7 separate regions of the Mus musculus genome follow, and regions 1, 2, 3, 5, 6 and 7 are each linked to region 4. A link is a loop called in an ENCODE intact Hi-C map of the cell type or tissue named here. Cell type or tissue: left cerebral cortex. All regions are shown on one strand. Region 1 has its middle 4.9 kb from the start of Asah2. Region 2 overlaps Sgms1 (sphingomyelin synthase 1). Region 3 holds the start of Minpp1 (multiple inositol polyphosphate histidine phosphatase 1). Region 4 holds the start of Sgms1 (sphingomyelin synthase 1). Region 5 overlaps Sgms1 (sphingomyelin synthase 1). Region 6 has its middle 110 kb from the start of A1cf. Region 7 has its middle 15 kb from the start of Asah2.

The links. Peaks named below come from ENCODE experiments on the same cell type or tissue, not always from the same donor. Only the 100,000 strongest peaks of a DNase experiment are listed, where the experiment ranks them.
Region 1: it touches region 4 in a loop (3-fold over the local background); 11 of 42 quality-filtered maps call a loop at or near these places.
Region 2: it touches region 4 in a loop (2.3-fold over the local background); 6 of 42 quality-filtered maps call a loop at or near these places.
Region 3: a loop joins it to region 4, with 4 times the contacts of the local background. A loop is called at or near these places in 6 of 42 quality-filtered maps.
Region 5: a loop joins it to region 4, with 2.6 times the contacts of the local background. A loop is called at or near these places in 13 of 42 quality-filtered maps.
Region 6: it touches region 4 in a loop (6-fold over the local background); 4 of 42 quality-filtered maps call a loop at or near these places.
Region 7: a loop joins it to region 4, with 2.6 times the contacts of the local background. A loop is called at or near these places in 11 of 42 quality-filtered maps.

Annotation. Positions count from the first base shown.
Region 1 is chr19:32,106,060-32,110,059 of GRCm38, forward strand. No RefSeq gene overlaps it. Among named protein-coding and RNA genes, the nearest start is that of Asah2, 4.9 kb to the left of the region's middle. RefSeq lists an enhancer at 592-2,259. In left cerebral cortex, a CTCF peak has its summit at 2,178; a DNase peak (open chromatin) is centred at 2,140; H3K4me3 peaks cover 978 bases; H3K27ac peaks cover 1,268 bases.
Region 2 is chr19:32,209,240-32,213,239 of GRCm38, forward strand. All of the region lies in intron 5 of Sgms1 (sphingomyelin synthase 1), which reads right to left. Among named protein-coding and RNA genes, the nearest start is that of Asah2, 110 kb to the left of the region's middle. In left cerebral cortex, CTCF peaks have their summits at 944 and 1,689; DNase peaks (open chromatin) are centred at 1,120 and 1,482; H3K4me3 peaks cover 2,008 bases; H3K27ac peaks cover 1,688 bases.
Region 3 is chr19:32,484,566-32,488,565 of GRCm38, forward strand. Minpp1 (multiple inositol polyphosphate histidine phosphatase 1) reads left to right here and starts at 1,204. Exons shown (of 5, transcript NM_010799.2): 1 at 1,204-1,994. The coding sequence starts at 1,376. In left cerebral cortex, a CTCF peak has its summit at 1,954; DNase peaks (open chromatin) are centred at 1,307, 1,684 and 1,975; H3K4me3 peaks cover 3,182 bases; H3K27ac peaks cover 1,217 bases.
Region 4 is chr19:32,385,500-32,389,499 of GRCm38, forward strand. It overlaps Sgms1 (sphingomyelin synthase 1), which reads right to left and starts at 3,013. Exons shown (of 10, transcript NM_144792.5): 1 at 2,721-3,013. 2700046G09Rik (RIKEN cDNA 2700046G09 gene) reads left to right here and starts at 3,717. Exons shown (of 2, transcript NR_033198.1): 1 at 3,717-3,877. In left cerebral cortex, a CTCF peak has its summit at 2,024; DNase peaks (open chromatin) are centred at 1,233, 1,608, 2,075, 2,282 and 3 more places; H3K4me3 peaks cover 3,292 bases; H3K27ac peaks cover 2,719 bases.
Region 5 is chr19:32,318,445-32,322,444 of GRCm38, forward strand. All of the region lies in intron 2 of Sgms1 (sphingomyelin synthase 1), which reads right to left. Among named protein-coding and RNA genes, the nearest start is that of Sgms1, 68 kb to the right of the region's middle. In left cerebral cortex, CTCF peaks have their summits at 2,070 (motif pointing left) and 3,568; DNase peaks (open chromatin) are centred at 1,156, 2,072 and 3,282; H3K27ac peaks cover 746 bases.
Region 6 is chr19:31,975,988-31,979,987 of GRCm38, forward strand. No RefSeq gene overlaps it. Among named protein-coding and RNA genes, the nearest start is that of A1cf, 110 kb to the left of the region's middle. In left cerebral cortex, no CTCF peak of the experiment used is centred here; no DNase peak of the experiment used is centred here.
Region 7 is chr19:32,115,750-32,119,749 of GRCm38, forward strand. No RefSeq gene overlaps it. Among named protein-coding and RNA genes, the nearest start is that of Asah2, 15 kb to the left of the region's middle. In left cerebral cortex, a CTCF peak has its summit at 1,946 (motif pointing left); no DNase peak of the experiment used is centred here.

The DNA.
Region 1 (4,000 bases), 280 kb before region 4:
CTGACACGAGCCTGATATAGCTATCTTCTAAGAGGCTCTGCCAGTGCCTGGCAAATACAGAAGTGGATGCTCACAGCCATCCGTTAGACGGAGCATAGGGTTCCCAATGAAGGAGCTCGAGAAAGGACCCAAGGAGCTAAAGGGGTTTGCAGCCCCATAAGAGGAACAACAATATGAACGAACCAGTAACCCCAGAGCTCCCTGGGACTAAACCACCAATCAAAGAAAACACATGGTGGGACTCATGGCTCTTTTTATTAGATATTTTCTATGTAGCAGAGGATGGCCTAGTTGGTCATCAATGGGAGGAGAGGCCCTTGGTCCTGTGAAGGTTCTATGCCCCAGTATAGAGAAACACCTGGGTCAGGAAGCAGGAGTTGGGTAGTGGGGGGAGGGGGAGAGGATAGGGGATTTTCAGAGGGGAAACTAGGAAAGGGGATAACATTTGAAATGTAAATAAAGAAAATATCTAATAAAAAAGGAAAAAAATTAAATATAAGTCTACCACCACAGCCCATCAATTCACACCTCCATATTTATCCACAGGAAAACACACACACATGCATCCCAGCCTGGGCACTGTATGCTTATGCAGGGATATTCTTGGCTGCTTTATTCATACCAATACTCACCAAGAGTTGAGCTGTGGCATGCTTGTTCAATTTGTTACTACTCCCTAACAGAAAGAGTGAATTGTACACACACACACACTTAAATGTAACTGTGATCCAAGAGCTGGCAGAAAGAACTTCAGAGAAGAAGAATATTCATTCCATGATCCTTTGGCCCTACGCCTTTATACAGGATGTCATGGCATGGGGAGTGTGGAAGGGAAGCATTACTCACTTCCAGGGCAATCAGGAAGCAAAAAGAAAGGAAATATGGACATTGAGATACCTTCCTCACTTTCCATTGTGTCAGGGTTCCCATGTCATGGGCTAGCGCTGCTCACAGTCAGCCCTAAGAGGTCTTCTCTGGGAAAGCCTTCATATATACACCCACAGCTATTTCCTCAGAGACCCATTTGCAACTCCTGAGAGAGAGAGAGAGAGAGAGAGAGAGAGAGAGAGATCTCCTGCCAGGTAGAGTCAAGGCAGCTCTGGGCCTACAACCCAGGCTCAAGGCTAGGGACTGAAGATTCTATTGACCTTGGTGGAAGAACAGAAAGGTTTGGAGATGGAACCAAATGTCTTGTGTACATTTTAGCAAAATTGTTTCTGTTATCTTGTGTCTTTGCCTCCCATGGCCCTGTAGTATAAAAAGGCTATGAGAAATACATTTGCTACTGACTGGTATTTACCAGTGTTCTCCCGTACCCGTCTCTTTCTTCTTCCTATCTTTCTATCTTTCCCCCCTTCCCCATCAGAGGACTTTGCAACGTCAGGACCAGTGCAGTGTGGTGTCTCAAACAGAGGTCAGCTCTGAGAGTATAGGGGATTAAGTGGGGGAAATCCGGAGCACTCCGAAAAGGTAAAGGTATGTTGAGAATTTCCTCCGAGGTACAGACATGGGAGAATACAGATAATTGGAAAAAACTGAGGAGATCGTAAAAAGTAAAAGTCCAGGGGAAAAAGTGGGAAATGGAAACGGCCGTACGCTTCTTGAAGTAAACATGCTATGCCATATGCTTGGTTAAAGTGGAGCAACAGCAATCACATAATTGTTTTAGATCTTGTAGTGAACGGTTGTCCTTGGTTTCCTGAGGAAGGTACAATAAAGTTAGCAACCTGGAAGAAGGTTGGGGAAAGACTTCAAGTTATTACCATGTGCATGGACCAGGTAAAGTGCCTGTAGATACCTTTAGCCTTTGAACCTTGATAAGAGTTAGGAGAAGTGGCTTTTGGAGAGGCCAACCCGGTCCGAAAGAGATGGAAACAGAAAGTAAGCTGTTCCGGAGTGGCTCAGGAGGCTCGCAGCGGGCGGGCGGGCGGGCCGCTGGTCTCCCGTCTCCAGCAGGCCCAGCTCGGTGCTTGCTCTCTGCCCGGGCGTCCACAGACCCCTGGGGCAGGCAGGGGTGGAGATGGCGGCAGCGGCGAGACGGGGGAGAGAAAAGGCTCCGCGATTGAGCCGGGAGAGAGAAGTGGCGCAGGAGAGAGCACAGGACCCCGCAGCCCGAGCGAGCGAGCGGCCTCCTGGAGCGCTCTCGCCCCTCCCTTTTCCTGCAGCTCCCTCCTCCTCCAGAGGCAGCAGGCCACCAGCTCCAGGCTCACAGCTCAGGCACTGACAAGCAGTAAGGAGTCCTGATTTCCACGGAGAGGGCCTCAAATTTACATTATGGAAACTAACATATATCATACAAGCAAGTCAGGGATTATGTACATTGAAACATGTCTAGTCTATAAAGTTTATGTTTTATTTGTGTCCTTAGTAACTATATACATATTTACTACATCCATATTCACACATGCATGTGTGTATATAAATTATTCACATTAAAAATAAATTATACGTTGAATAGAAGTTATACAAAATAAATACAGATTATATACGGTAAATATAAATTATATACACTGAATGTGATTTATATACATTATAACTGCATACATTATATACAATGAATAAAAATCATGTACACTGAATAAATATTAATGATATATTTTAAATGAAAATGATGTACATTAGGTGAAAATTAGATATGTTAAAATATGAACTATATATAAGTTAAATCTATAAAATATGAGTTATAATCTATATAAAATACATAATTTCATATTTCCTCAAGGACAGGGAATTATGGAATGAGCCCCTGGAGATCTAAAAAATCATTTGTGACCCCTTAATGCATATAGTTCCTCGTGTTGTAGTGACCCTCTCCCATAAAATTATTTTTGCTGCTACTTCATAACTGTAACTGTAATTTTGCTACTGCTGTGAATGGTAACATAAATACCTGTGCTTTCCAACTGTCCTAGGCCATCCCTGAGAAAATTTCGGGCGACACCTTCAAAGGAATTGCAACCCACAAGTTGAGAACCACTGACCTAGGAGATTGTTGATAGCGGTGTACTGGTCCAACCAGTACGAACTCAAACAGTCCTGTGTGTGTGTGTGTGTGTGTGTGTGTGTGTGTGTGTGTGTGTATGACACTTACCATAGATGAATATATAAATATAAGCAGAGTAAAATAAACCAGATGTCGAGAATACTTATTGAATACATGGTATTATGGGAAAGTCGTGGAGGGGTAGATACATATCTCAGTGGTAGAGCATTTGCCTAATCCTACCACAGTAAAAAAGAAGGAAAATAAATATGTGGCTATCATTGCTGTACTAAAGCACCATGACCAGAAACAACTTGGGGAGTAAGGGGTCTATTCAGTTTACATACCCTGGATTACAATCCACTGACAATGTATCAAATAGGACATGATCCCTCAAGGGATGGTGAGGGTAAGATTTTCATTGTAGATAAGAGGGAGAGTGAAGTCTTTCTCATATCTTCAATACAACATAAAGAATCCCTCATATCTACAATCAAATATGCACCAGAGGAAGAGTCCAGAGCAGGGAGAGAAAGTAGTAGACCAAACATGGCCAGGAGACTGATCCAGACCATGAGAGGGCGTGGGGAGAGGGGGACCAAGAGAGGAAGACAAAAGAGAGAGGGAGCCAAGAGAACCCATGGCGGAGATGGCAGAGGAAGGAGAATCTGAGGAAAGGGAACCCTGCGAGCTGGGGAAGTGTAGGGTAGCCCATGGGGTGAGAACCCCAAGATGCCAGAATAACTGGCATTTATGATGCTGAGAGTTAGGAGGCCAGCATGGGCTTTGATATGCTAATAGGCACCAGACTTAGCTATTTGTCCCAGTTCTTTGGACCCCAGCAGGAACTCATTCTGGGTGGAAACCTGGAGGCAGGAACTGATGCAGAGGCCTTGGTGCTGCTTACTGGCTTGCACCTTCTGGCTTGCTCAGCCTGCTTTGGCATGGAACCCAGGCCAGCTCACCTGCAACAGGCTGGGCCTTCCCTTATCAGCCACTGATTAAGAGCATGTCCTA
Region 2 (4,000 bases), 180 kb before region 4:
GCAGCAAGCAGGCGAAGGAGCAAGAGCAAGAGCTAGACTCCCTTCTTCCAATGTCCTTATATTGTCTCCAGCAAAAGGTGTAGCCCAGATTAAAGGTGTGTTCCACCACACCTTTAATCCCAGATGAAAGGCATAGCCCAGATTAAAGGTGTGTTCCTTAACTCGGAGATTCAATCTTCTGGAATCCATAGCCACTATGGCTCAAGATCTTCAAACCAAGATCCAGATAAGGATCTCCAAGCCTCCAGATAAGGGTCACTGGTGAGCCTTCCAATTCCGGATTGTAGTTCATTCCAAATATTGTCAAGTTGACAACCAGGAATAGCCACTACAATGTCCCTGGCTTAATTCACACTCTCAACCATGGGTCAGTTTTAAAATGACCCTGTTATTGCCTATGCCACCAGAATGCCGAGTGCCTGCCTATCTGGTACACACTAACTCCACTTCCGATAGCATCTCTGTCGGTTTGTATATTTCCTTAAAAAAAAAAATCAAAAGATATTTTCCAGCCCACCACCTTCCCAAGCCTCGGCAAGGCAAGAAATTTCCTTGTAACCTGGAGGCTGAGAGATCTAGCTCCATGAGAGGCCCTAGATCCAACAGCCACCACCAAGAAATAAAATAAAAATCAATGTGTACAATACAAATAAATTTGCTGCCCAGAGTTTTTAAAGACGCTTACCAACTTTGTTTTTACATAAATTTAAAACCGACATGACCAAGAATTTGAGATTTAGCTTAACTGGCGGGATGCATCACAGTGGAGACCTTGGGATGTATCCCCAGGAACACACAAAGTGACTCAAAGAGGCTACAAGTAGAATGAAAATTTGCCCCATTCATGAAAACCGCTCAGATTTCTGTTGGGGACAACTCAAGTAATAACACACAGCAAAAGAAAGGAAAAAAAAAAAAAAAGACAAAAGCAACCCTCATGCATTCTTGATTATTTTCACTAGGGCAATCACCTTGTAGCACTAAGAGAAGCAGCAGCCTGCAGAATAAACACTGTCTAGAAAACACTGGCAGCACGTGCTTCCTCCTGGCACCCTGTACGGAGCTCAGTCACCAGCTTCTCCGAGATGTTTTGGCTGGAAGACCTTATGGAGAGGTGAGTTTGGAGAAGGCATGTACTCCTAAAAATCTCAGTACCCAAGCCGTAAATACAGTTTCACCTTTCAAAAACCAACTCTAGGGAAGTCCGACAACCTCAAACTGAAACCACTTGTATGCGGGTTGTAGATTATACACTTGGAACTTCAGGGCTAGTAGCATCACACCGAATTTGGCGCATTTGTTGATTTGCCTGCCTTGCCTGCCCTACCGATTCAGAACCACACAGTCCCAGCAACCGCATTGCCACTAGGCAGTATCTAGTTTAGCACTGAAGCCCATCTAGTGAGTCATTCCCTTGACATCGCTTGGCGGAGGAAATCCCACTGGTGATCACAGAGCGCTCTGTGGAAGCCAAGCACGGCTTGCTCCTTGCCTACTTTTCCTGGAGTCCCACCATCTGGCGCTGCTACAACGCATCACCCTGGAGAAAATCTTAACGAACTGCCTTCCCACAAAGAGCCACACGTACCTCTCCTCCCAAAGGCAGCCTCCTGGAAAGTTCCTGACAAGTTTACGCGGGTCTCTGCGTGCAGCTGGCCAGCGGTTGGGAGTGGCCAGCGGTCCCCACAGGCCGCCTCTGGGAAGCACAGCCAGACGCAGAGGACACGGAGCTCAAGGGACTACAGGAGCACGGCCCGCGCGCCTCAGGCTGCACAGGGTTTTTGGAATGTAGGGCGTGGCCCTCTGCTACAGCTAATGAAGTGAGTCAGGCCCCGCGCAAGCCTAACCAATAAGCGCCTTCACTGTTGGTTAAGGCGGAACCTTCCATTCTTGATTTAGGACGAGTTTAGCAGCCTTCCACAGCCCCCACCCCAGTCTAAGCTTTTAAGAACTCGAGCAGTTCTAAAGTTTGAGAAACTTTCCTGAAGCCAGGATTAGTGGGTTTCTGCTGGTACAAATTCCCGAGGTGAGGCTGTACTGGATGCAAAGCGCTCTGAGACCTCCTTCAAAGCAGCCTTGAGAGCTGACCAGCAACTTAATGAACTGCAATGAGCCCTGGAACAGAGGTGGCCAGATTATAGGTGACCCTCCATGCAAGGCACTTGGTACTGTGCTCCTCAGAGCAGATACTCAGACAAGCTGAGTCTTGAATCTGGAAGTCCTCAGTTGTAGACAGCCATAGACTGGGCAGAGCTTGGTGACAGAGACCTGTAATCCCAGTTAGTCCAGAGGTAGGAGCAGGAGGCCTGCCTGGGCAATCTAGGAAGACTCTGACTCAAATGTTTAAAGAGGTTTTTGTTTGGTTAGTTTTTGTTTTGTTTTTTAAGGGGAAGGCAGGGCTAAATGTGGCTATGTGAGGAATCCTGGCTTAACATACATACACCAGGGGTCCCACCCCCTGAACTGAAAAGGAAGGAAATCTTAAGTGAATAAACTGGCTTTTAATTAAACATTTTTTATACTAAAAGTACATGGACTTTTAGAGCTGAAACAGTTGTTGGTGTTGTATGTTCTGAGCCTCTTAAATCAGGAGAAACTTAGGCGTATAGTTTAAGTTTCTTGCACTTGATATTATATAATTAAAACAAAAGGACTACTAGGAAAAAAAAGAATCTTAAAGGAGTGATTTTATTTAGGACAAAATTAAATACACTTAAACATGAATAAATTAAACATTCTAGATATTGTGGCTTAAACATCATACTTTAATAAAAACGTTTAAAAGAAACTTTAAACAGTTGAAATTTGACAAATTGTAGGAGACTGCAGAACTCTCAATTCCCTGGGTCCTGATCTATTAAATGCAAATTAATCACTAATACCGGCGGAGTTTCTGACGGGAAGAAAGGTGTTTTATTGGTTATTACTGTGTGTGATTGAGCACAGGTGTGTAGGTCAGAGACTAGCTTCCTGCAGTCCGTTCTCTCTTCCCACTGCAGTCTGTTCTCTCTTCTCACCTTTATGTGGCTCCAAGGATTGGACCTGGGTCATCAGGCTTGCATGGAGAAGGCATGGTTCCGCTCAAGAGATTTGTTTTCAAGGTGCAGATTGTTACTTCTTAGGGTTAGAGAATATCTCTTGGGTTTAACACACACTCTCTCTCCCCTCTGTCTCTCTGTCTCTCTGTCTGTCTGTCTCTCTGTCTCTCTGTCTCTGTCTGTCTGTCTCTCTCTCTCTGTGGGTATGGTATGGTATGGTATGGTATGGTATGGTATGGTATGGTATGGTATTATGGTATTATGGTATGGTATGGTATGGTATGGTATTATGGTATGGTATGGTACGGTATGGTATGGTACGGTACGGTACGGTACGGTATGGTACGGTACGGTATGTACATAGACACAAGCCCATGCATGGCTATGGGTATGTTTATGCATGGAGGCCAGAGGGAAATCTTGGGTTTCTTTCTCAGGAACATCCCTTTTGAGTTGGTCTGCTTTTTGAGACAAGGTCTTTCATTGGCCTGAATTCCCCAGTGTCTTTAGTTCCCCAGGGCTGTGATTTAAGTGTGCACCACCTTGCCCAGCTCCCCTGAACATTTGTTCCTTTGTTTGTTTGGGGGCAGAAGTACCAACATGTATGTATGAAGTCAGAGACAACATACAGGAGTCAGTTCTCTTTTTTCACCATACGGTTTCCTAGGGATCAAACTCAGGTTTATCAGGTTTGGCCTCCAAGAGCCCTTACTTAAGCACTCATGACAACCTAGGCTCTAGCGTTTGGCCTTTTTTAGGTGTGTTCTAGGATTTTAACTCAAGACCTACTGGACAGACAGCAAACACAGCAAGCTCTTTACAGGTTGAGCCGTTTTCCCAGATCTCCTTGTGACTCATTAGAGCCATTCATTCCATAGTCCCAAGATTTCTTCAAAATGACACCAAGCTAACAACAAAATCTAAATGAGAGTGGGCCTTCCGAAACTGTTGCTCTTTTCTAA
Region 3 (4,000 bases), 99 kb after region 4:
TCTGTTAGAATTCCCCCACTCCTGAGCCTTAAAATTTCAGCATTCAAGTTGGAATTTACTCTGGATTTTTATAACATTTTCTTCTTGGTCAGTGCTTAACAGTACAATTTTCTGTACCATTAAGTACAGATGGTAACTGTCCTTATGAGAAAGATCCAATGTGGCCAATGTGGTTAAAATCTCCTTGGGTTTGGATCATTTTATCATTTAATAATCTTCCTTAATTGTCATACATACTGAGGTTTGGGTAGGAAAAAAACAAACAAACAAGGTATTTAGATTCAAGATTTTTGAGTCCAAGATTCGGAGCTATGTGGCCTGACAGACACTCAACTGTTGGGGTTGACTCAGTGACTGAGTGCTTAATGGTTTTGAAAAAGACCCCAGTTTAGTTTACAGTACACATGACAGCTCACAACAGCCTGAAACTCCCGTTCTAGGGACTCCAACGCTTTATTCTAGCCTTCGTGGGCTCACAAATGTTGTACATATAGTCATGCTAGTTCACACATGCACATTTTAAAATCTCAACTGATTTGCATATCTAACTACATGGGAGAATATGGGTGTTTCCTCCATACAGTGATGAGGTCATATTTAATAATGGAGTGCATCTGTGAGGCCATGATTCAGTGTGCTCAAATTATAAGGACGGCTGTTTCTATTCTCTCAATGGCCTTTGGCATAAACAAGCTTACAATCTTGAGGTGGTGTGTCAGCTCTAGCCTACATTAAAATCATACTTAAATTGAAGCCCAGGGCTTAAATTTCTGAAGGAATAAGCCCCTTTCTAAATTCATGGCTCTGAGGTGTCCTGCTTATTTTCAAACTCTTAACAAGAGGGTCGGGGGAGGGCGTGTGCTTCAGGAGGTATCTTGTAAGCAAAGGCCACAGACGTTCTTTCTCGAGGGATCTTGAGACTGATCGTTCAGGGGCCACATGTTGAAAACACACCGTAAGGGACAAAAGCCATCTCCTATAGCTTCTCTTTTGGTAGAAGCCGGGCTACCTACTAGAAAAAGGAAAGGATTCATGTGTGCTCTTTTACCACACCGAAAAACCTAAACAGCTCAGGAATCTTTGAATCGGTTCCTGAGGCGCCAAGCTGCCGGACAGTCGCCCACGCTCCGGGTCAACTGACGCCGGCTCCACCTGCGCCCGGTGTCACACGCTCGTCGGAGGTTTCCGCCTCTCCACTTGTCCACACCGAAGCTCCGAGACGATCGGCCACACTCGCTCGGTGACAGCACCGGAGACCACGCTTGCCTTCTGAGGTTCCCGGGCCGGAAGTGCGCTCTGCTCCCGCCCCCGCCGGCGGATCCGGAAGTGGGGGTCGGCAAGCGGCGCGCCGCCCTCCGCGGGGCCCCCGGGCACGATGCTTCGCGGCGCGCGCAGCCACCTCCCGGCCTCGGTAGCGCCCGCCGCGGTCCTGGCTGCGGCGCTGCTCTCGTCGTTCGCGCGCTGCTCTCTCCCGGGGCGCGGCGACCCGGTGGCTTCGGTGCTCAGCCCCTACTTCGGCACGAAGACACGCTACGAAGATGCCAACCCCTGGCTGCTGGTCGATCCGGTGGCGCCGCGGCGGGACCCGGAGCTGCTGGCGGGGACCTGCACCCCGGTGCAGCTGGTCGCCCTCATCCGTCACGGCACCCGCTACCCTACGACCAAGCAGATCCGCAAGCTGAAGCAGCTGCAGGGGCTGCTGCAGACCCGCGAGTCCCGGGATGGCGGGAGCCAAGTGGCCGCCGCGCTGGCCGAGTGGCCGCTGTGGTACGGTGACTGGATGGACGGGCAGCTGGTGGAGAAGGGGCGGCAGGACATGCGACAGCTGGCCCTGCGTCTGGCTGCCCTCTTCCCAGACCTCTTCAGCCGGGAGAACTACGACCGCCTGCGGCTGATCACCAGCTCCAAGCACCGCTGTGTGGACAGCAGCGCCGCCTTCCTCCAGGGGTTGTGGCAGCATTACCACCCAGGACTGCCACCTCCCGACGTCTCAGGTGACAGCGCGCTCCGCCTTCCCTAGACTGCGGACTCCCTCATCCAGCCTCCCCTCGTGTCCCTTTTTGTCACCTCCCTTTCCCGCTTGCGTTCTCGGGACCCAGGATGTGGACTTGGTTGTCTCTGTTGTTTTAGTAATACGCTTGTCCATTCACTCATCAGGTGTGAATTCCTAGCATTTTCTGCGCAAGAGTGCAGTAGGGGACGCTGGAGACCCAGCTAGAAGGAGGGGAAAGAAAGTATCGCTTCTCGTTTTACATTCCACATTCCCAAATCGCGTTATCCCCCCGAGTGCCAACCTAGCTTCTTTTCCCTTCCTGGCAAGTAGTTTAACACCTGGGCGCACTTAATAATATAGAACTTTCTTCCTCCCAAACTGCTTGTGAGAATTGGGAGTTTTGTTGTTTTGTTTTTTTGACACAGGGTTTCTCAGCCCTGGTTGTCCTGGACTCGCTTTGTAGGCTATGCTGGCTTCACAGAGATCCACCTGCCTCTGCCTCCTGAGGGCTGGGATCACAGGACTTTTGGCTTTTTTGTTGTTGTTGTTGTTAACAACATCTTTTCCTGTGTTTCGACATTTACAAGGATTTTTTAGGAAGCTGCTCCTCAAAGCCTCTTTAAGCCTTACTTAGGGTTAGGGTACCCTGTTTCGTTCTTGTGTTTGCTGTAGTTTCCCTTGTTGTAGCTGTGGTCCGTAGTCACATGTATATTACCTCACCTACTTATTCCATTATTATACGGCTTCGGGATTTCGGGGCACAAGTAGTGGAATCCTCATTTCACAGGTGAAGAAGCCAAGAGTGTGTCCCCTTCATCACCCTTATATAGTGGTGAACTAGTCAGGCCCAGTATCCAGATTTGTGGCTTTTCTAGAGTGGTGAGTTTTCCTTCGGAAAATGTTTTAGCTGTTGCGGCAAACGGTAACGCTTTCTGTGTGCCGAGCATCCTGTACACTGGGCACTTAACACTGCTTTATGAAGTTGCTAAGTGTGTCCCCTGCCAATCTCACGCACAAGAAATGAAGCAAAAGGTACCAAATAATTTGCAGATTTTCATACAGTTAGACAAGGACCTAGGGAATCTTATATAGAGCTTGCTCTCAACGCTATGCATACGGCTTCCCTGTAAGATAACTTGAAGAAAATAGCGTGGGGGTTAGGAGTGGATAAGTGTTAGCAACTGCTTATCAGTTTGAGCCTCAGAGAACTGAAGCAAGGACATTAGCCGACAAAGACTCAAACAACAGAAAAATTCAGTTTCCCATTTCTCCCCTAATACTTAAAAACCTCTTAGAGATTTCCACATGGTTGTGTGTTGTGTTACTAATTTGAATAACTCAACTGGCTGATGTATGTATGTATGTATGCTTATTTGTTGAGTATGCTTTTTAATTATGGCTACTTTTTTTTTCTCATTAGATTGAGTGAACATCTTCCTAAATCCATTCAAATGAACTTGAGTGTCAAAACTAGAACATTTAAAGTAGCACAACAGGGCTGCTGAGATGGCTCAGCAGGTTCAGGGGCTTGCAGCCACGCCTGACGCCCTGTGTCGGGTCCCTGGGTGCATGTTGTGAAAGGGAGAACTGAGTCATGCTAGTTGCACACTAAATGAACACCAATAAATCTCTTTTTTTCCAATTTTTTATTAGATATTTTCTTCATTTACATTTCATATACTATCCGGAAAGTCCCTTATACCCTCCCCCCGCCCTGCTCCCCTACCCACTCACTCCCTCTTCTTTGTCCTGGTGTTCCCCTGTACTGGGGCATATAAAGTTTGCAAGACCAATGGGCCTCTCTTCCCAATGATGGCCAACTAGGCCATCCTCTGCTACATATGCAGCTAGAGACATGAACTCTGGGGGTACTGGTTAGTTCATATTGTTGTTCCACCTATAGGGTTGCAGACCCCTTCAGCTCCTTGGGTACTTTCTCGAGCTGCTCCATCGGGGGCCCTGTGTTCCATCCAATAGGTGACTGTGAGCATCCACTTCTGTGTTTGC
Region 4 (4,000 bases):
GGAAGCAACAAATACACATTTATATTCTCTTTCCTTTTTCCTCCTTGCATGTATATTCTTGTTTGAACCAACAAGCCAAAATCTTTAACACCCATGCATACACCAAGAAAGTTCTGAAAAAAGACTGCTACCATCCGAAACACGCAAAGACACAGCCATCTGTACTCGGTCTCGGAAGAGCAACACTGGCCAGCGTGTTTGCTCAGTCCTTGGGCAGCTTTTACCTTCTCTACAGCAGTGTTTATCACTGGATGGCAAAGTCGGGAACCTACAGGTCTCCTGAAACGATTTGCAGGGAATGAGGTTTTATCAAAGAACATAGGATATCTGTCCGGAGCACATTTTAGTTAAAAACTAGCATCAAGTCCTCCTTTAGGTTTTTATGACTTGGCCCCAAAAGAGCGCCTTGACTCCAGCTCAAGAGAAGTGCCTGCCCCAAGCTGGAAATGAAAATGTGAACAAGTATCAAGCTCTTGATATAAAACTGAACCTATGGTCAACAAGGGGCAATTGCATCTTAGGAAAAAACACCAGGGTCTTTCAGTGCCCAACACACACAACGTACACAGACATTGCTGTGCATTCTTTATTCTAAAATTGTTCAGGAAAGAATCCCACTGATAGACATAAAAAAAAAGGAGAAATTCTAGTAATTCTAGTGCTCTTCTGTTATGAAAAACTTTTTAAAATATGAATAAGCATTTACTGAGCTACATACAGGTCAAGCATGCAAGACAGTAGAGTTCTCCGAGTAAGATGTTTTAAACAATGTGTGCCTTTAATAACTTAATATGTTGAATTAGTAGGTTTTTTTTTTAAGTTCCCTGGTATGTGAAGTAGTTCAATGTCAGTGACAAGTGGCAGAAAAGTATTTATTTTACTAACAATAAAAATGTTTGGTCTCTGAAGCAGAAACAGAAAGGGGTTCTCTGTACAGTAATTACCTGACTTGAACGGTTGTGGCGGCCATCTCCTGCTACCCAGCAGGTCTGTGATACAGACGTTAAAATGTGCTCCGTAGTTTAAAAGGAGCATTAAGGAAACCCAAAGGACCAGGGCATCCAGAAGGAAACAGGAAGCAAAACAAGAAGGAAGACTTGGTGCACATAAGAAGGCCACTCCGGGAGGTTTCCCCAAAGTTAGGTACCGCCAGCTGCGGGCACAGGCTCTGCAGCTTGCTTGCTGGCTTGCTTGGCCAAGGCAAGGCTTCAGAGCTGGAAACCTGCCACCTGCTGAATCACCAAACATCCCTGGGCTTCCCTTAAAAAAAAAAAAAAAAAAACTGACCACATCGGCACCCAACCCCAGCTGGCTTTTTCCTTGGACACTTAACACTCTGACCAATGAAACGCCTGGACATCCTCTCCCCTGCCTCCTCAGACCCAAACTGCCTCCCAAATCGAAGGCAACTTCCACCAGGATCAGACCTCATCAATCTCACTCCTTTCTGCTCCCTTGGCCCCCACCCCTGCTGATGTTCAGCCCCTAGTGCCAGAAGGCAAGGCGTAAGGAGTTGACAGACAGCACACCAAGACAGGCATTCACGACTTCCATAACCAGGTAGCCAACTAGAAACACCCCCAATCTGAAGAAGGTAAATTTCAGGAAAGCGATGACAGAAGGCAGGCCTCAGAACACTGAAAATAAACTTCCCGTCAGAAACCAGCCTTCTGTCTTTTTTATGTGTGTAGCGCTGAACTCGGTCCTGTCTGAAGGTGAAATGAAACATCCGAGAAGCACCTGCCCGGATTCTCTCAGCTCCCCAGGTCAATAGCATCCTCCACCCCGACTGTTAGCCCGGCAGTCAAAAAGGATCAAGCATTATCCAGAATCCGTTAGATGGACCAGGACACCGGGGCCACCAAAGGAAGACAGTTGGAGTGTGGGTTTAAAATCCGGGCAGAGGCAGCGCTGCTACCACTGATGTGCCCTTGACAAGTCGCCTATGATCACTCAGACCCCTCATTCTCTGGACGAACCGCGTCCAGAGCTACGCAGATGCCCCTGCAGGCCTTACCCTTTAACACCCCCACGCGGTGAGGACACGCGGGGTCTCAGAATAGTCGCGAGCCAGGGGCTGTTACACCGCCTGGGAAGGAAGGGGCTCGCTCCTCCGGGAAGGGGGGTCCCACCTGTTATGCCGTTGGGGGTCATCGAGGGGCCGTGCTGAAGGGAATCCCAAAGCCGCGGACTCTTGGCCCCGCTGCGATCAGGCCAGGAGGTACCAACTGTCACTCTGCCGCCCAGGGTTGTGGGGGTGGGGCTGTGATTTTGGGGGTCCACCCCTAAGCACTACGGGACCTCTGGCTGGCTTCCACCTGGAAAGGTCCTCAGTCCCGGGCTCTCAGGCCCCGCTACCGTCCGCTCGCCTCAATGTGACACCAGGCAGCCTTCCAGCCCGCACGCAGCACCTCGGAAAGGTGCCCACGGACGCCTCCTCCTTCCTCCCCGCCCAAGTTGGCGGGGGAGCCCCGCCGGCGGCCCGCCCCCTCGGAGCCGGGATCGCGGCCGCCAGAGCGCTCCCCCGCGCCCACCCCCACGAGCGGCCGCGGGGGACCGCACGCCAGGTACGCGCGACACCGCGCGGTATGCGCTCACGCCCCCTCGCCCCGGCTGCCCGCCCGCCGTCAACCGAGGTCAGGCCTGGCCCGAGAGACTCGGGTCAGATCCAGCCGCTCGCGACCCGGAGGCCGGCCCTCCACCCCCGCCCCGCGACTCACTTGCACGCGAGTCGTGGCAGCCGCCGGAATTCTTTCCACGCGCCGAGCCCCGCGCCGCGGAACGAAACCGGGGCAGGGCGGCGTGCGGACTCTGCACCCGATCCCGCTCTCCCGTCCGCGTGCCAGGCTCCCGGGACGAGCAGCCCGCCCGAACCGGCTCTCCCTGCTCCCGTCCAGCCGGCAGCCCGCCGCCGCTGCTCCGGCCGCCGCCGAGCTGGCGAGAAGGCTTCTGACTTGGAACCTCGGGCTGCCGAGCATGCCCAGTCCGCGGCGGAGCCGGGTCGGCTTCCCGCGCGACGCCAGTCCGTTCCTCCGGGTGTTCCCGGCGGCCAGGGGGCGGGGACCGCGGACGCTCGACCAGGGACCCAGCTGAGTCCCGCAGGACAGCTGGCCGTGGGGTGTGCTGGGGGTGGGGACGGGGGGGGGGGGGAGTCCTTTTTGTTTCTAGAAACGGGAACTGGAGATGCGGTTCCCTTTCGCCCCCACCACCCCCCAACCACGAGAAGAGAAAGATGGTGGGTTTCATCCTCCGGGATCAGAAGCCCTATTAGGAGCCAGCCCGAGAGTTGTGCGGCAAAAGGCGGCTAGAAGGTTGGGGACACAAACTCAGCCTTGGTGAAACTACCTACGGGGACAGCTGTTGGCGAACTACACTGGCATTTTCTTTCCCACCAAGCCCAAGAGCTGCGACACTTGTGACTCCCTTATGATTGATCATTTAAAATGGATGAACCTCAAACTCTTCGGGACATTTTTCCGAAGCTCTAATCCTTAAAACCACCATCTCCCCCCCCCCCCCCCCCCCAAATCAGGGGTCTGCAGGCTTCCTAAATCGCGCAGCCCCAGGCAGCGTGAAGGCCCAGGAGTTCTCGGGAAGAACCGGGCCCTCCCCCCTAGTCCGTCCGGGCCCCACCTCCCGCCGCCTCTCGGAGCTGCGGCGAAAACCTGGAGAGCGCCGCACCAGGGCCGGAGCACTGCGCATGCCCAATGGCCCCACGGGGTGCGGGTCGCCGGCAGATCTCCAGCTCGGGCAGTGGAACCCGGTACCAGGACGGTGATCTCGCGGCAGAGACAGCAGCCTCCAGTAGCTCCGGCCTTCTGGGCCGACCGCTCGTACCACCGTGGCATGGGTCGCCCGGGACGCGCTACCCTGCAGGGTCTGGTCTGGGGGCGGGGAGGGGGGAACGGCCGTGCCTGCGAGACACGTGACTGTCCGCGGAGCTCCGGGGCAGCCATCTTCAGCTCTCCGGGGCCGTAGACGAAGAAGGGTCCGGGATCCG
Region 5 (4,000 bases), 67 kb before region 4:
AAGTAAGACTATATTAATAACTAAAGGATGGATGGACGGATGGATGGATGGATGGTTGGGTGGATGGTCATTTAACTCTACATATTTGCATTGGTTTTTAAGTCATAAAACAACACATAATTGGTTAACATATACTTCATGCTTTAGAAATACTAATGGGAATAAAAATTTGATCAGAGCTTCCTTCCATTCTCAGGCACTCTACCAACTATGAACAGGTATGCCCTTCCAAAAGAAGTACTCTGTAATCCAAGTCCAAGGAATTTTGGACTCAACAAAGTTAAGCGACTTTCTTTATAGCAGGAATTCACTGCACTGTGAATGTCCTCAAAGATAGACATCCTACCCAATAGTCCTCAGATTTGTTTGGCCATGGAATATTTACACATTTTACCCTCTGAACTGTAAAAGCAGTTAGCAATATTGTTTTTGAAATTAGGTGCATACTTGTACAGGACAGATGAAAGGTCTTAATTCTGTCATCATGTGCCAGGCCTATCAATGGCCTATTGAATGGAATTTACATCATAATCCCTAAAACCTATGCATGTTTCTTTACAAAGTAAAAAGGGAGGGCAGCAAGGGGTTGGGGAAAGGGGCTTTTACAAATGCAATTAGGCTAAAGATATTGCATTGGAGAGGCCTGGTTTGTCCCAATATACAGTCAAAAGTGTCCTCAACATGTAGGAACCAGCCTGATACCAAATACAAGGGGTGTTGGGGAGAAAGGCAACTGATCTCCCAGAGACAAATAAATCAGCCCAAGAAAAGGAATTCTGGAGCCACCACAAGCTGCAAGAGAAAAGAGCAGATTCTCCTAGACCCTGCAGAGAGGGAGGGGCAGCCCTACCCACACCTTCACTTCAGACCATTAAAGCCAGTACTAGATAGACTTCAGGCCCTCAGAACTGTCAAAAAGCAAACTCGTGATGCTTAAGCTGCTGAGTTCATGATAATTTGTTGCAGCCTCCACATAGCCAGATGACTTACACTTGGTATCAATACTGATTTCCATGTTGTGTTTGGAGTCCTAACTCAACTCTTTAACAACTGCCACCGGGAGCAAATGTTGAATAGCTTCTCCTATTCAAGGCCCCTTGTGTTTCACAGCTTGTAAAATCTAATGGCCTGCAAGTCAGCAATGGCCACACTCAGTCGAGCTGTGCTAGCCACATACTAGAAGCATTTGACAGAAAGTAAAACACACACAGCTGGAACGCACAGAAGCCCTCATTAAGTATTCTTCAATGAAGCCCAATTACCCTTGTCCTCAATAAAGCCCCCATTAACCTTGCTTGCTGAGGTTTCACAATCCACTTAAAAGAGTATTCTAACTGATGACGAAATGTCCTGGAACTGGACTGAGCCAGCAAGACTTAAGTCATTGACTGGTTAACCACACGGCCTTGGTCAAGCTATTTGTCCTTTGTATGACTCAGGAATCTTATCTGGAAGACAGAACCAAGTTTAGTGATGTTTACATACTTGCTCTATTAATTAAACATGGAGATAGAGTTCCTCCCATGTATTTGAAATGAATCAGTAGCCAACGAGTGAAAATTCAACACATGGAAATAATTATTTGATGATCACTCCTACTCGGGGAGCTGGAGCTACTTTCACCTCAAGCTATGCCTCTTTGATCTTCCGTTTCACAAACTACAAATATTTAGCTTGCTGGACACTGAAATGACCTCAACAGAGAAAGGCAGATGGAGAAGCTCCACGTTATGCCCCTGGATCATTGCTTTTGATGTCTGGATCAATGATGAGAGTTAATGGGTCTAAGGCATGAGCTCGCTGCTGTGTTACCTTCACGGGACTCACTACAAGGCTTACATTTCCTGTTCTTGTAGCAGGTCTCCTGTATTCGTGGTCATCTGGACAGACGAAAGCAAACCACCACTGAATTCCATCTAACTGTGAGCTACTGAAGCTCCACCTGGAAGCCCTTGTATTTATTACCTGTCAGCTGTGCTCACAGCAGCGAAAGCAAACCATTCTCTAAAGCTCAGTGAAGCAGGCGCACAGTGAGGCCAGTTGCAACAACAGTCACCAGTTGTCACCACCCCCAAGCGCCACCTGCTGCCACATCTGATATCACAGCTTACACTGATGATTCAGAAGGTAGACTGCATCACACCTTAGGGCAAACATCAGCTCACCTTATGACCATACATCTGGACAGACATCAGACTTGATTCCTTCCGGAGGAACTTTTTGCAGGGTGTGGTAGCTCCTGCTGGTAATGCCAGGATTTGAGAGATAGAAGGTGGAGAATAAAGAATTTAACACAAGCCTGTACTCCACAGGAAAACTGACTTAACAACAACACAAGGCTGGAGATGTAACTCAATGACTGACTGAGCAAGTGTTTGCCTAGTATGAATTGAGTGCCTACAAAAGTAACAGACAGACAGGCAGGCAGGCAGACAGAGAGACACTAGTCCCCAGCTATATTGCCTTAGGCACCAATACCAGCTACCAGCAGAAATAAACCCAATTAAAGGTTCTGATAAAGAAAACAAATAAGCCTTGATGCTAGCTACATTTAAGAAACAAAAACCAGAGCAGTAATAACATTCCCTTGCCAGGGACAAATAGATGGAGATTCAAATAACCCAGCATCAGCAAATACACATAATAGGCTTTTCTGGTCTATAGAGACCATGGTGAGACACACCAAAATCCTAATAGACTCACAGTTCAGAAAAAGAAGCCCAAGCTAATGAAAACCTTAGTGGTAATGGTTGCTAAGAATCTCTTTATTGTTATGATTGAAGTATAGGTTACATATCCAAATGCTATGGAGGCACCCACCCTGTAGCTGGCAAGATGCAAAGCCAAAGAGCTGCGCACACACACACACACACACACACACACACACACACAGAGACAGAGACCGAGAGACCCATCCACGTCAGTATGTTCACATCTTCTTCTCACTAAATGTAGTTAGAGCACAGAATGTTAATGCAGATAACAGTCTTGGATATCTCTAGCTAAATAGAAAAACAAAACAATCTTACAACATGGAGCCGCAAAGGACATACCACCAACATCTTTCCTTCCTAGAATCCCCAGCCTTCCATATATCAGATAAGAAGCAACAGGACAAAAGTCAATGCTTCCAAGGCAAGGAAAGAGCTCAAATCAGCAGGAACCTCACAGACATCAACTCTTGAGTTTTTAATTGCAATGCCTCTAGATATTTGCTGAGAATCACCCAAGTTACTAACTTAAAATTCAGTGAGTGAGTCATGGTCTACCTACTCCTAAAGCTCAGAGTCTAATGCGGTACACCATCTCCCCAGGTTCAAGATCTTAAAAGAAAGGCAACAGAGCCTGGCTCACAAACAAGATGCTTACTATCCAACTTGAAGATGCCACTGCCGGGTCCTCCAGGGGGTCCGGTGAGCGCGGGAAGAGCACAGGATGCAGTCATGGCCTCTGCTCCAAGCCTATCCTTCTGTATGCGAGAAGCATTTGACAAGTGGAAGAACAATGAATTTCATATTTAAATCACTAATTCTGTTAGTGACTGAAGATCCTAAAAAGCTAATTAAGTATTCAGATCTTCAGTAATCCCAATTTGATTCCCAGATACAGAAAAATGTCGCCATCTAAAGATATACATTCCCTAGAGGCCAAAGCCTGCCTTCCTGGCTAGCTTTTAAAACACTTTAGGAAATTTGACCTCAAAGTAAAATCAGCAATTTAGTGGGGGAGGGAGGCTAGAGCCTCTGAAAAAACATCCTGCAGACCAACACACATTCAGAAATAAATTGATTTCTTTTCCTATTAATACACACAACTTGCTTTCTAAAACGCTGAAGCGTTTCCCACAATTCCTTAACTTAGTTGCAGCGAACGAATATCTCTTATTGCCAAGCTAGATTGTTCCAGATCGTTCCCTTTTGCTCTCTCCTTCACTGCCAGACATTAGCACAGTGACCTTGATTCTCCAAGCTCTTGGTGTGGGTTTTCATTAAATCCCAGG
Region 6 (4,000 bases), 410 kb before region 4:
AGGGTTAATCTGGCTCACCCTTGAACAGGAAGTGGGGAGAGGGAGGAAGCAGAGAGAGGAGGCTTTACTTCCTGGATTCCTTCCTCTGCCTGCTCAACCTGCTTTCTTACAGAATTTACATCTGCCTGCCCAGAGATGCTGCTGCCAAGAGTGACCCTGCTCCATCAATCATCAGTCAAGCCTGTAGGCCAGGCTAAGGGAGGCAATTCCTCAGCTGAGGCTCCCTCTTCCCAGGGGACTCTAGTTTGTGTCTAGTGGGCAAAAACTAACCAGCACAGTAATTCGTGGTTAATAAAAATTTTAATTTTTCTCAATGAGCAAAAATGTTAATGTTTTAAGGAACCATGATTTCCGGTATAAAATGAATAAAATAAAATTCAGAGAAATTAAATCAACCGCTGTCATTTTCACTGCAGTTGAAGCACCAGGCTGTTCTTATTTCCTTCCTTGTGAAATATGCACATGTCCAATTTCTCTCCAGTGACAAGACCATGAAGCAATAGGGAGCACTGGGCATCTCGAAATGGAACAGAGGCCCAGACCTTAGCACAACTGATTCCATGATGGAAGCACCATTCAGGCCATAAAACTCAGCACATAGACAGTGCCACATGCCAAAACTAAAACCAAAAAACAATCCATATATGTTCATAGTTCTGGGAAAGCCTCAAAATGTACTAACCTTGCTCTGTAGCTTCTACAGTGCTGCTTCTGCCTGTTTTTGTTAACTGAAGTATGTCAATGCAGAGCATGGCTTTTGTGCTTAAACACTCACAAATGAGAAAAGAAGAATTCTGGGGGTCGCATTGAAGTCCCAAGCTCTAGACCTCAAGATATTGGGGTTCTCAGAGGCCATTGGAGCAAGGAAGAGTATGGTGATCAGGGAACTTCTAGGGTCAATTGCTGCCTAATGCTTCAAAGGCACCTTTGAAATGACACCTCCATTCCAAAGGAAACAAATTAGAAAGTTGCCTGGTCTGTCACCTCCAAGGGTAAGTCTGGTTAAGATGCCTTCTGTTTGGACATAAAGGAGAGGTCAGACTTGGCTGCTGATCCAGTGTCCAGGAACTAAGATGTCTCTGGATCCTTCTGTCTGTTCAGGTTATAAACATGGCCACCCCTGGTTGTCTTTATTCTCTCTCTCTCTCTCTCTCTCTCTCTCTCTCTCTCTCTGTGTGTGTGTGTGTGTGTGTGTGTGTGTGTGTGTGTGTTTCTGTGTGTTTGTCAGTTCTGCTTCCCTGTATTAACAATGGCTTTCTCTGGTGTGAGAACTCCCTGGCTCAAGCCCATAGAACAGAACTGATTGATCTGACCCAGGCTCTCAGATGGAGGAAAGCCTACCACCATATACACAGCCCCCCAGTCTGGATGCTCTCACTACCAGGCATGGTAGAAGGTGGACCTATCCTTATAAGTGACTTGACCTTTCTTTCTTGCTGCTTTTAATACCCATTCTTTACTCTGTGTTCTAAATATTTTACCTATAGTATTTGAATTATAATAGTTTGTGAGGCTTTTACTTTCTAGTGCTGCTAATTTGGAGTTCTGTAGGGTTCTTATAGCTGGATGGCCATCTTTTTCCCTAGGATATTATGCCTAAAAGTTCACCCTAAGAAAGGCTTGGTGCTACACTGGGATCATGAACACCCAGTGTAGTCACTGGCTGGCTGATAAAAACTTTCGGTTGACTTAAACCCATGTTTCAATAGTCTTCTTGGTGAATACCCCACTATCAGTGGTTGCTATGTTGCTTTTCCCAGGAGACAAAAGAAACCTGTTTTGGAGAAATATCTGACTGTCTTTTAAAGGAATGGATCAGGCTGACAGCTACTAAATCTAGTGCCAATCATAGTTGAAGTGAAAAGACAGGCACTATGTGTCTATGGCTTTGTGTAATAGAGAAAGAAAAAAAAACATTTACTACAAAAGCCTTATTGGCAAACAGAAATGAAATTAACCTTAATCTAATTAAAATGAAGCTACAACTAATAATTAAACCAGGTCTACAGTCATGGCACCCATCTGTAATCTCATGAGTGCTACTCATAGGAGGGCCACAGATTCAAGGGCATCCTTGGCTCTATAGCAAGCTGAAGGTCAGGCTGAGATCCTACATGGGGAAAAAAAAGACTAAATAAATAAACAGATAAGGAGCTGAGATGTTCCCATAATGAAGGGTTTGCCTGTCATGCCAGCGTAAGGACCACATTTCGGATTCCCAGTATCCATATAAAAGCCAGGTGTGTGTGGCAGCCTGCCTGAAATCTCAGCATTGGAGGATTCCCCAGGGAAGCTGGGCACTGAGGCTAGCAGAATCTGCACAATCCAGTTCACCCAGAGACCTTAATCTCAAGAAAAACACTGGAGAGTAATCAAGAAGTACACCTGAGGTCAACTTCTAGCTTTGAACTATGTGCACAAACATGCACTCACATGCATGAGCATACACACTACATGCACATGACACACAATATACATACATAAAGGAAGAAAGAAAGGAAAGAGAGAGAGGAAGGAAGGAAGGAAGGAAGAAAGAAAGGAAGGAAGGAAGGAAGTAAAACAGAGAGAACAAAAAAGAGAGAGAGAAAGAAAGAGAGAAAGAGAGAAAGAGAGAAAGAAAGAAAGAGAGAGAGAGAGAGAGAGAGAGAGAGAGAGAGAGAGAGGAAGGAAGGAAGGAAGGAAGGAAGGAAGGAAGGAAGGAAGGAAGGAAGGAAGGAAGGAAGGAAGGGGAAAAGAAAGAAAGAGAGGGAGGGAAAGCCTGCAAAGCTCATGATACACTGACATATGTGAAAATCAGAAAGCTGATCTAAAATCTTATCTCATGAACATATAGAGTCCTTTAAGGAGGATATAAATAACTCACTGAAAGAAATTCAGGAAATACAGTTAAACAGATAGAAGCCATTAAAGAGGAAACAAATTAATCTCTTAAAGAAGTACAGGAAAACACAAACAGGTGAAGGAATTGAAAAAAGTGGTCCAAGACCCAAAAGTAGAAATAGAAACAATAAAGAAAACACAAATGGAGGCAACCATTAAATGGAAAACCTAGGAAAGAGGTCAGGAATCACAGATATAAGCATCACCAACAGAGTACAAGAGATAGAAGAGAGAATCTCAGGTGTAGAAGGTACCTTAGAAAATATTGACACAACTGTCAAAGAAAATTCAAAACATAAAAATCTTCTAACCCAAAGCATCCAGGAAATTCAGGACACAATGAAAAGACCAAATCTAAGAATAATCAGAATAGAGGAGAACGAAGATTCCCAGCTCAAAGGACTTGAAAATGTCTTCAACAAAATCATAGAAGAAAACTTCCTCAACCTAAAGAAAGTGATGGCCAAGAGGTACAAAAAGCCTATAGAACACTTTTTCTTTTTTCTTTTTCTTATCATGAATATTAATTGCTATTTTCTTTTTCTTTAATATTTTTTCTTTTATTGGATATTTTATTTATTTACATATCAAATGTTATCTCCTTTCCCAGTTTCCCCTCTGGAACCCCCCTGTACCATCCCCCTCCCCTTGCTTCTATGAAGGTGTTCTACCACCTACTCCTGCCTCCCTGCCCTGGAATTTCCCTACACTGAGGCATCAAGCCTTCACAGGACCAAGGGCCTCTCCTTCTCCTAACAAGGCCATCCTCTGCTACATATGCAGCTGGAGCCATAGGACACTTTTTCCTAAATGTGAATGTTTCCCTATGGCCTGCTTTCCAAATCTTTGTTTCCTTCCTGTTATTCTCTTCATTTTTTTTCTTTTTCCAATTTTTTATTAAGTATTTTCTTCATTTACATTTCAAATGCTATCCCAAAAGTCCCCTATACCCTCCCCCCACCCTGCTCCACTACCAACAGATTGGGAAATGATCTTTACCAGATAGGGGATTAATATCCAATATATATAAAGAACTCAAGAAAATGGACTCCAGAAAATCAAATAACCCCATTAAAAAATGGGGCACAGAGCTAAACAAAGAATTCTCAACTGAGGAATA
Region 7 (4,000 bases), 270 kb before region 4:
AGTAGTAGGGTTACTGTTACCAGTTATAGTATAACTATTTAAATTCTTTTACACACACACACACACACACACACACACACACACACAACACAAACACACTTAAAGAAGTTTCTGTGTTGAGTTTTCCTATGCCTTTTTTATATGTCTTTAGCTTTATCTCTCTCCATACTCCCTCCTCTACTGTAGTAATTATGTCTGGTTCTTCCTTCCAGCCCCATACTCCCAGAAATAAGACTCAGACTCAAATATATTTATAAATACCTTGGCCATAGAGCTATGCTTTTCTATTATTAGGTCATAATTAAATACTCCTGCGCTCAAGTACCATGTGTCTGTCTAATTACATCTTCCGGGGATGCATTCCTGTACCTGGCTCTATCCCAGAATTCTTTCTGCTTCCTGGATGGCCCACCTTCTACTCTACCCTTTCCTATAGGCCATAGGTTTTAAATTGACAGGTGATGCATCCAAACAATACACAAGATATTCTTTCCACACTCTGCCCTGCCCTTCCATTATCTAATGTTTCCTGCTCTGCTATTCTGCTTTCCTCCTTCTAACCATCTATGTTCAATTCCCCATCCCTCACCATCCATCACTATGGCCTCTTACTATGCTCCTCCTGGTACTCCAAATTAAGCGTATAAATTCAAAGCTAGAATCCATACATAAGGGAGAATATGCAGTGTCTTTCTGGGTCTGGGTTTACTACACTTAGATTATTTCAAGCTCCATCCATTTCCCTGAAACTTTCCTGATTTCATTAGAGCTGAATAAAGTTCCAGTGTGTATATGTCTCACATTTTTATGGTCCATGCATCCTTTGATGGACATCTAAGATGCTTCCATTCCTGGCTCTTGTCAATTAGAGCAGCAAGGATCATGGATGAATAGGTGCCTATGCAGTAAGATATAGAGTCCTTTGGTATATGCCCAGGAGTGGTCTAGCTGGACCACACATGTATTTCCAGGTTTAACAGCAACTTCCACACTGATTTCCATAGTGTCTGCAGCAGTTAGTATTCCCACCAGCAGTGAATACGTGTTCGCCTTCCCCAAATCCATGCCTGCATGTTGTCATTAATTTACTTATTTTGATCACATATGTTCTGATTGGGGTACGATGAAATCTCAAGCTAATTTTAATTTGCATTCTCCTGAAGGCTATGGATGTTGAATACTACAAAAAAAAACCCCTCATATATATATATATATATATATATATATATATATATATATATATATATATATATTATATATATATAATACAATAATCTATGGGTATAGAGATAATTACACACACACACACACACACACACACACACACATATATATATATATATATATATATATAGAGAGAGAGAGAGAGAGAGAGAGATGTGTGTGTTGTGTATGATTTGAGAATTCAGTTTAGTTCCATGCCTCAGTTTTTAATTGGATAGTTTAGTTACTTGGTATTTAGGGTTTTTTAATTTTAAATAATCTTTGTGCGTTTGAGTGTTTTGCCTTCATATATGCCTGCATACATGCAGTGACCACAGAGGCCAAAACAGGATGTCCTTGGGACTAGAGTTACAGACTCTAGTACGGACTCTAGACAGGAGTTGTGTCTCTCATGCGTGTGCTGGGAATTGAATCTGGGTCCTCTGGAAGGGCAACCGGTGCTCTTAACTGCTGAGCCCTCTCTTTTAACTATTATGTTTAGTTTTCTTGAGGATTTTTTTTCAAGACATTAATCCTCTGCCACATATAAGTGACGTTTTCCCATTCTGTAGGCTGACTCTTCATTCAAGTGATGGTGTCCTTTGCTTTATAAAAGCTCAGTTTCTGGGACTGAGAGATGGCTTAGTGGTTAAGAGCATCGTCTGCTCTTCCAAAGGTCCTGAGTTCAAATCCCAGCAACTAGATGGTGGCTCACAACCATCCGTAATGAGATCTGGCGCCCTCTTCTGGTATGGCTGAAGACAGCTACAGTGTACCTAGATATAATAATAAATAAATCTAAAAAAAAAAAAAAAAAAAAAAAAAAGCTCTGTTTCATGAGGTCCCAATAAGATAGCTGGGCTTGCATTCTAGGTCCCATATGGGCATCACCAGGTGCACCAGCACATCAAAGGTTCTGGAGACTGATTGCCAAAAAGCCTAGAGAATGGGTGGGTCTTGGTAATAATCTAAATGAATGTCAATTACAAGGTCCTAGAGCAGTTGCTCTCAATCTGAGTCACAACCTATTTGGAGGTTGAGCGACCCTTTCACAGGGGTCGCCTAAAACCATCTGCATAGCAGATACTTCCATTATATTTCAAAGCAGTAGCAAAAAACAAAGTTATGAAGTAACAATGAAAATAATTTTATGATTGTGGCCTCACCATAACGTAATGAACTGCACTAATGGGTCACAGCACTAGGAAGGAGGCGGCGAACCGCTGTCCTAGACTATGACTGGTCTAATTTTCACACCTGTGTCACTTTCTGCTCATGATCTCCTGGACATCTGAGTTGACAGTTGGAACACAAAGTAGACTCTGATAGTTGCTTGCAGTTCTTCAACTATTGTTTAGCAGACAAGTTTGTGGGCTCAGTCATTAACAATACTTTATAGATAACCACTTATTGTCTACAAAAGAAATCACCAGTGTCTCTTTTCTGCAGTGTAAAAGTGTGGGAGTCATCATTCCCATCTTTATAGAGAGAAAATGTTGGATCAAATAGAGAACAACTTTTATTGGACACACCACAAAACAGAAATCACAGGTCCAACTGCCACACCATAATATGTGTGTGTCTAGAATAATGACCAAGTTCTGCCTTCAGGAAGGTAGCTGCAGCAAGCCTGATGAATTGCTGGAGGTGGAATAGAAACCAGTGTCAACATAAGAAACGCTTGGGGCCCTTCATCCTATGCCAGTTCCCTCTAACCTTCCCATCTGACTTAAGGAGACAAAACACTTGAGTGACAAGTGTAGAGTAACGCTTAATATTTACTTGTGAAACTCAAGCTTGGGAACACAGCCCACACCCATTATGAAACTATGAGGAAGCTCAGTCAAGATCAACATCCAAAATAGTAGTATATCAAAAAACTACGGGGCCTCTGGCATCTATAGTTGCAAGTCTTAATTACAATACTGATGAACAAATATATTAAAACTAAATTCCTATTTCCCAACCTAATATGTCTATCAGCAAAGACATTTGCAAAGTTTGCTAAAAGGCATAAATACCCTGAAGACAGAACATACAAATCAAGACTAAGACTGAGAGTCAAGGGCTAGAGAGACAGTTCTATTGTTAAGAGTACTTGATGATCTTACAGAGGTCCTGGGTGCAGTTCCTGGCACTCACATGTTGGCTGACAAGCATCCACAATTCTAGTTACAGGAGATCTGATGCCCTCTGCTCACCTCTAAGGACATTAGGCACTCATGTGGTACGCATACATTTGTTCAGGCAAAATATTCATATACATAAAATAAAAGAATTTTTTTTTTAAAGAAAGAGATTCAAGAAACACACATAGGAATATCTAGAGAACTTTAAGTCTATGGAGGACACAACTGGACAAAGTCAGGCAAGGAAGAGGGGAGTCCTATAAGCAGAAAGGGCCACAGGAAATCATGAGGGTTGTAACACAAAGAGTGTCTGTGATGTGCTGATTAATGGGACAGACACTGCTGAAGACTAAGTAAGCTTGATATTTATGTGAAATGCAAAAGGAAAAAAAAAGAGAGAGAGAATATTCTAAAACCTTACTGAGCTCCAGGTTCAAAATATCACCTAGGTACGTCCTATTCAAACTGCAGACAGCAAAGACAATTTTTAAGGAAGCAAGCAGAAAGACTCAACTATAGAGAAACAAGAATGACAGCAGACCTCTTTTGAGAAGCCATGTAAACAAAATGCGGGCTATAAAAGATCAACACCGTGCAACTTAGGATTCAATATCAGCAAGGTACCCTTTGAAGGTAAAAGGGAAATAGAGCATTCGAAGCCAAAGCTA